2 separate regions of the Homo sapiens genome follow, and region 1 is linked to region 2. Evidence: chromatin contacts called from ENCODE Hi-C or POLR2A ChIA-PET data. All regions are on one chromosome and are shown on one strand. Each heading gives the region's core, a stretch centred on a gene start or an enhancer-like site at or near the end of the contact. The rest is flanking DNA. Distances are from core to core; before and after follow the strand shown.

What was found. Hi-C counts contacts between places; a loop is a spot of excess contacts on that map. ChIA-PET counts read pairs that join two places held with the same protein, here RNA polymerase II (POLR2A). Pooled maps may share reads with other maps.
Region 1: a loop to region 2 is called in a map of B cell, with 9 times the contacts of the local background. The contact joins the promoter of PHF1 here to the promoter of MDC1 in region 2. A Hi-C loop is called at or near these places in 2 of 168 maps with a recorded cell type or tissue (B cell and heart left ventricle), 1 of 37 single-sample maps with no recorded cell type and 7 of 50 pooled maps. POLR2A ChIA-PET finds 5 or more read pairs at or near these places in 1 of 52 experiments (WTC11).

The regions. Positions count from the first base shown.
Region 1 is chr6:33,409,716-33,412,415 of GRCh38, reverse strand. It overlaps PHF1 (PHD finger protein 1), which reads right to left and starts at 1,402. Exons shown (of 15, transcript NM_024165.3): 1 at 1,201-1,402; 2 at 1-168. The coding sequence starts at 152. It overlaps KIFC1 (kinesin family member C1), which reads right to left. Exons shown (of 11, transcript NM_002263.4): 11 at 2,520-2,700.
Region 2 is chr6:30,716,015-30,718,714 of GRCh38, reverse strand. It overlaps MDC1 (mediator of DNA damage checkpoint 1), which reads left to right and starts at 1,434. Exons shown (of 15, transcript NM_014641.3): 1 at 1,434-1,470. RefSeq lists enhancers at 542-1,289, 2,038-2,700.

The sequences.
Region 1 (2,700 bases), core at 153-2,652, 2.7 Mb before region 2:
ATGGTACCCAAGTATAGCAGCCCATCAGTCCATCTGGCCAGCACATCTTGACCCTCCCAAAGCCGAGGCCTGGGGCCAGAGGTGGGAGCAGGAGAAGCTGGGTCCCAAAGTGAGGAGGCACCAGAGCGGCTCAGCCGGGGGGGCTGCGCCATTGCATCCTGGGGGGGCCTAGCCAGAAAAGAAATGGGGAGGAGAAGGTTATGAATGCTGAGAAACCTTCCCCATTTTCTTTTTCTTTTTTTTTTTTTTTTCCTGAGATGGAGTTTTGCTCTGTCGCCCAGGCCAGAGTGCAGTGGCACAATCTTGGCTCACTGCAACCTCCACCTCCCGGGTTCAGGCAATTCTCCTGCCTCAGTCTCCCAAGTAGGTGGGATTACAGGCGCATGCCACCATGCCTGGCTAATTTTTGTATTTTTAGTAGAGATGAGGTGTTGGCCATGTTGGCCAAACTGGTCTCGAACTCCTGACCTCATGATCCACCCACCTCAGCTTCCCAAAGTGCTGGGATTACAGGCGTGAGCCACCGGGCCCGGCCAGCCTCCCCATTTTCTTTGCCTATTTTGCCATCAAGAATGAAGTATCTGTGCCCCCATCTCCAAATCCCTGAGACACCTTGATAGGAAACCACTGGGCACCCATCACCAGCTTTTTGAGTCCTCTTCCAACTCTAGTGACTGGCTCTCCTCTCGGTAACTAACAGCCCTCCCCCCGACCCCAAACCTAGTTGCTAGTTTCCCAGCTTCCAGAGCTCTCCTGGGATATTATATACTGGCCTTGAAATTTTAGGAGAAATTATGGTTGTAGAAGCAAAGGCTACTCAGTTTAGAGGTATCATAATTAGGGTGTCCTGTTGCCCAGAGACGTGTTTTGGGACCTTTTCTGGAGATGTTTTCCAGAGCAGAAACGGCTGTCTCCCCAGGCCTGCGCGTCTCATTAAGAACAATCATCCTGGTGCCAGGTTATGTCAGGTCACCCTCAAATTCGGGGCTCCCTGCCCCCGGGTTAGACAACTTCTCTGAGTGCCCCGGGAGGGGGGCGTGTCCCAGTCCCGGTCTCTACTCCCCAGGACGGCAAGTCCGAGAAGGGACTTGTGTCGGCCCAGCCCGGACCCGAGGCCAAGGCGGCGAGGCTCTCCCGCCCGCGCCCCGCGCCGACCCCCGGCTCCCTGCCCCCCACCAGCGCCTCCTGCCGCCTCCTTACCGGTGACAGCTGGGGCCGCCGGGAGCCGGGCAGGGGCAGACGTAGGAGACCTAGGCGAGTCCCCCGCGCGGAGAGGGCACGTCCGGGCGTGGGGGGGCGTGCAGGCGGAGGCCGGGGGGTCCCCAGGCCCAGCCCCTCCGTCCCGGCGGCTCTGGGGCGTATGACGCAGCAGCCAAAGCAGCGGCAGCGGCAGGAGGAGGAGGCGGCGGGGGGGAGGGAGGGAGGGGAGGGACGGACCGGTTGGGGGGGAGGGTGGTGGGAGGGGAGGACTGGGGGAAAGGAGGAGCCGGAGGGGGGGGCGGGCACCACCTCACCCCACCTCCCTCACCTCCAACAGGCCTGGAGGGCGCCGAAGAAGAGGCTGGCCCTCCGCGGCTTGGGGAGCGAAGAGTCGGACCCGGTGGGAGAGGGAATCCCCTCAGCCCCTTCCTCCGACCTGAGATTCGCCCTTGGGGCACGAGGGAATCCCCCCTCCCGGCAGCCCGCCTCCGGCCTGGTCCCCCGCCCCATGCCACATCCGTTAGCTGCCCCACCCCCCATGGTCACTCCAAGTCCCGCCCCCCGGCCCCAGTTCACAGCCCCGCCCTCCATTCACCCTTCTCGATGCCCCCACCACGCCCTCCTCCCTCGCGCGCCCCGCCCTCCCCGTGACGAGTCGCGCCCCACCCACCGCCCTTTTGCGCACGCGTGTCCCCTCCTGCGCGCGGCACCTGGGAGGACTGAGCCCCTCCTTCACCGGGCGGCGGCCGTCGGCGGTTGGCGCGAGGGAGTCGGCGGGCGTGCGCGCCGCTTCCCGTGGACGTCCCGCCCCGTGCTTCCAGGGCTGGCGCAGACGAAGGGCGCGAGGACCCAAGGCGGTGACGCCACCGAGAGCCAGCCAATGGGCAGCGAGCGGGCAGAGCCCCAGCCGTTCGAACGGAAAGGCAGGGAAAGGGCGGGACGGGAGGAAAGAGCCAACAGTTTGGGAGCGCGCGCTAGCCCCGCCTCTGGACTCTGGGGTCCGGTCCCCATTTGCCGACACCCACCAAAGGAACGTTCTTCCCTGGGGCTGGGGTGGCCGGCGGAAGGGTGAAAGTTACCTATAACTAGTGACCAAGGAGGGGGCGTGGATAGCTAGAGGGCACACCTCCCTGATGTGACGGACGGGGTAGGGGGTATTAGCAGAGGGGAAGATGATCCAGGCCAAGGTCCAGAACCGGTGATAGCAGAGGGGAGAAAAGACGAAGCCCTCAGCCCCCGCTCCCGCCTCCCACGTAAACGTTTGGCAGAGGGTACAGATCACAGCTCCCACTTTTACAGATATGAAAGTATCTGCCTTCTTGGGCAAATGCTAATAAAACCTTTATTTAAAAAAAAAACCAAACTATTCTTTATTTGATAGCCCTGGGACATGGTGCCCTCCACCCAATAAAGCACCCTCCAGCAACCCTCCCACCCCTCACCCGATACATAGACATAGGGACACACACACACACACACACACACACACACACACACACA
Region 2 (2,700 bases), core at 185-2,684:
TGACTGTTGTGCACAGAATTGAGATAACCAACAGAAAGGACTTTATGAATTATGCAAGTGTTATAGTTACCATTTTCTTCATGTCTTATTGTGAGATAAAATAGGCCGGGCGCAGTGGCTTACGCCTGTAATCCCAGCACATTGGGAGGCCCAGGCGGGAGAATCACCTGAGGTCCGGAGTTTGAGACCAGACTGACCAACATGGAGAAACCCCGTCTCTACTAAAAATACAAAATTAGCCGGGCGTGGTAGCGCATGCCTGTAATCCCAGCTACTCGGGAGGCTGAGACAGGAGAATTGCTTGAACCCAGAAGGCGGAGGTTGCGGTGAGTCGAGATCGCGCCATTGCACTCCAGCCTAGGCAACAAGAGCGAAAGTCCGTCTCAAAAAATAAAATATAGATGGCCGCATGCGGTGGTTTACGCCTGTAATCCCACCACTTTGAGAGGCCGAGGCGGGCGGATCACCTGAGGTCAGAAGTTCGAGACCAGCCTGACCAACATGGAGAAACCACGTCTCTACTAAAAATACAAAAATAAGCTGGGCGTGGTGGCGCATGCCTGTAATCCCAGCTACTTGGGAGGTTGAGGCAGGAGAATCGCTTGAACCTGGGAGGCAGAGGTTGCGGTGAGTCGAGATCGCGCCATTGCACTCCAGCCTGGGCAACAAGAGCAAAACTCCATCTCAAAAAATAGATAAATTAGTTAATTAAAAAATAAAAATAAATGATTTTATGATCCTTCCCTCGCCCCTCGAAAGGTGGGGACAGCCTTTAAGACAGAGAGCAAACCAGTTTTCTCTGTTCGACTACAGATCTTTAGGATCTTGGATTTAAGAAAATGACCTCAAAATGTCCGTCAGAGACGTATTCCCAGGAAGAAAGATATTACTTCTACTACAAACCAAATCAAAAGGAAATGAAATTCCAATGCAACAGGAGTGAACTGCCACGCCTACGGGCTGTTCTCCAAACTGCAGCCTCCAGCCACGACTGCAACGCGCAACCCACTTTCATTTCTCATGAGTCAGCGGACACCATGTCTAGGAGGACCGAGGAAAGGCGCTCTGGCCTTACCAGACACGTCGGACGTCTATGACACAGCCCCTCTATCCGTTGCCGGCAGCTGGCGCCAGACTCTCTGGTCGCGGTTTGGAACTGCGCGGGAAGTGGGTGGTGGGCGGGCAAGCGGTAGTGGGTTGTCCCTTGGAGCTGCCCAATCGACGTGCATTATTCTGTTGGCGCACGGCGGCCTTCAATTACCGTCTCATTAACTGATCTCAGCAGCCTGGGAGACACCACCTATTTGAACTCTAAGGGGGCGGGGCTTTGGGTGTGCCTCCGCTCGACTGGCTGCGGTTGTGAAAGACAGCGGCAGAAGCCAATCAGCAAATAAGCTCTTTTTCGGCACACGCAGTCGCTCCACCTGGGTCGCGACCGTTACTGGTGGCGCGCGCGGGGACTTAAAGTAGGTGAGTTCTAGGGGCCTGGCCCACGGCTCCCCGGGAGCCATCTTGGTTCCCCCAGAAGGCGGGAGGGGCGTACCTTGGGTGCGACTGGGCGGAGGTGACTTGGAAGTTCGCTTCTCGGACTGTAATACTCATCCTTACCTGGCGCCCCGCTCCGAGTTTAGGTATGAAGACACAGGGAGACGTCGGGCCACAAGGGAACCCACTGAGGTGGGGACCAAAGATGGTGGCTCTTTGAATTGGAGCCAAGCGTGGTGGGCACCCGCTGAGTTGGCCTGTCATAAAGACGGAGTTGACACTTTATCCATGGGGCATCCTACTTTCCCTACCTGTCAACAGTTTCCCTCTAGAGTGGCATATTTTCAGGTGAATTCCATTTATGCTATTTTCTTTCCATCTCATTTGTTCCTTCATCAGTAGGCTCGGTGATGAGCCTTCCCGAGGGCAGGGTCGATTTCATGTTTGGTTCACAGATGTATACCAAATACTTCAAACAGGTATACCATAACCATTGAATGAATATGATGGACCCTAGGGGAAAGACACGGTTCCCCTAATCCAGTCCTGGAGGTGGGTGAGTGTGAAGGCAGAAATGGAAAGTAATGGTTACAATATAGCGAGAGATCTTAGAGTAAGCACAAATCCATTGACCACTGTGGAACAGGCAGGATACACCAGGAACACGAGAAGGCAGGGAACACGCCAGGAAAGGGTTTGCTGAGAAAGTGACATTTGAGGCCGGGCGCGGTTGCTCACTGCTGTAATCCCAACACTTTGGGTGGCCAAGGTGGGCGGATCACCTGAGGTCAGGAGCTCGAGACCGTGGTGAAACCCCGTCTCTACTAAAAATACAAAAATTAGCCAGGCGTGATGCCGGGCGCCTGTAATCCCAGCTGCTCGGGAGGCTGAGGCAGGAGAATCGCTTGAAGCCTGGAGGCAGAGGTTGCAGTGAGCCAAGATAGCACCACTGCAGTCCAGCCTGGACGACAGAGCGAGATTCCATCTCAAAAAAAAAAAAAAGAAAGAAAGTGACATTTGAACTGAATCTTAAAGGATGGTAGAAGTTGGACCAGAAAACTAGGTGGGAAAAAGCCAAGGAATTGGGCTAAGGCATGAAGATGTGGGAAGACAAGAACAGTGTGTTCGAAGACTGGGGAAAATGTCTGGCTGAACCATAGGCTTTTGCGGGCGAGGGGTAGGCGTTACAAGATGTGAAGTTCAGATCATGGAGGG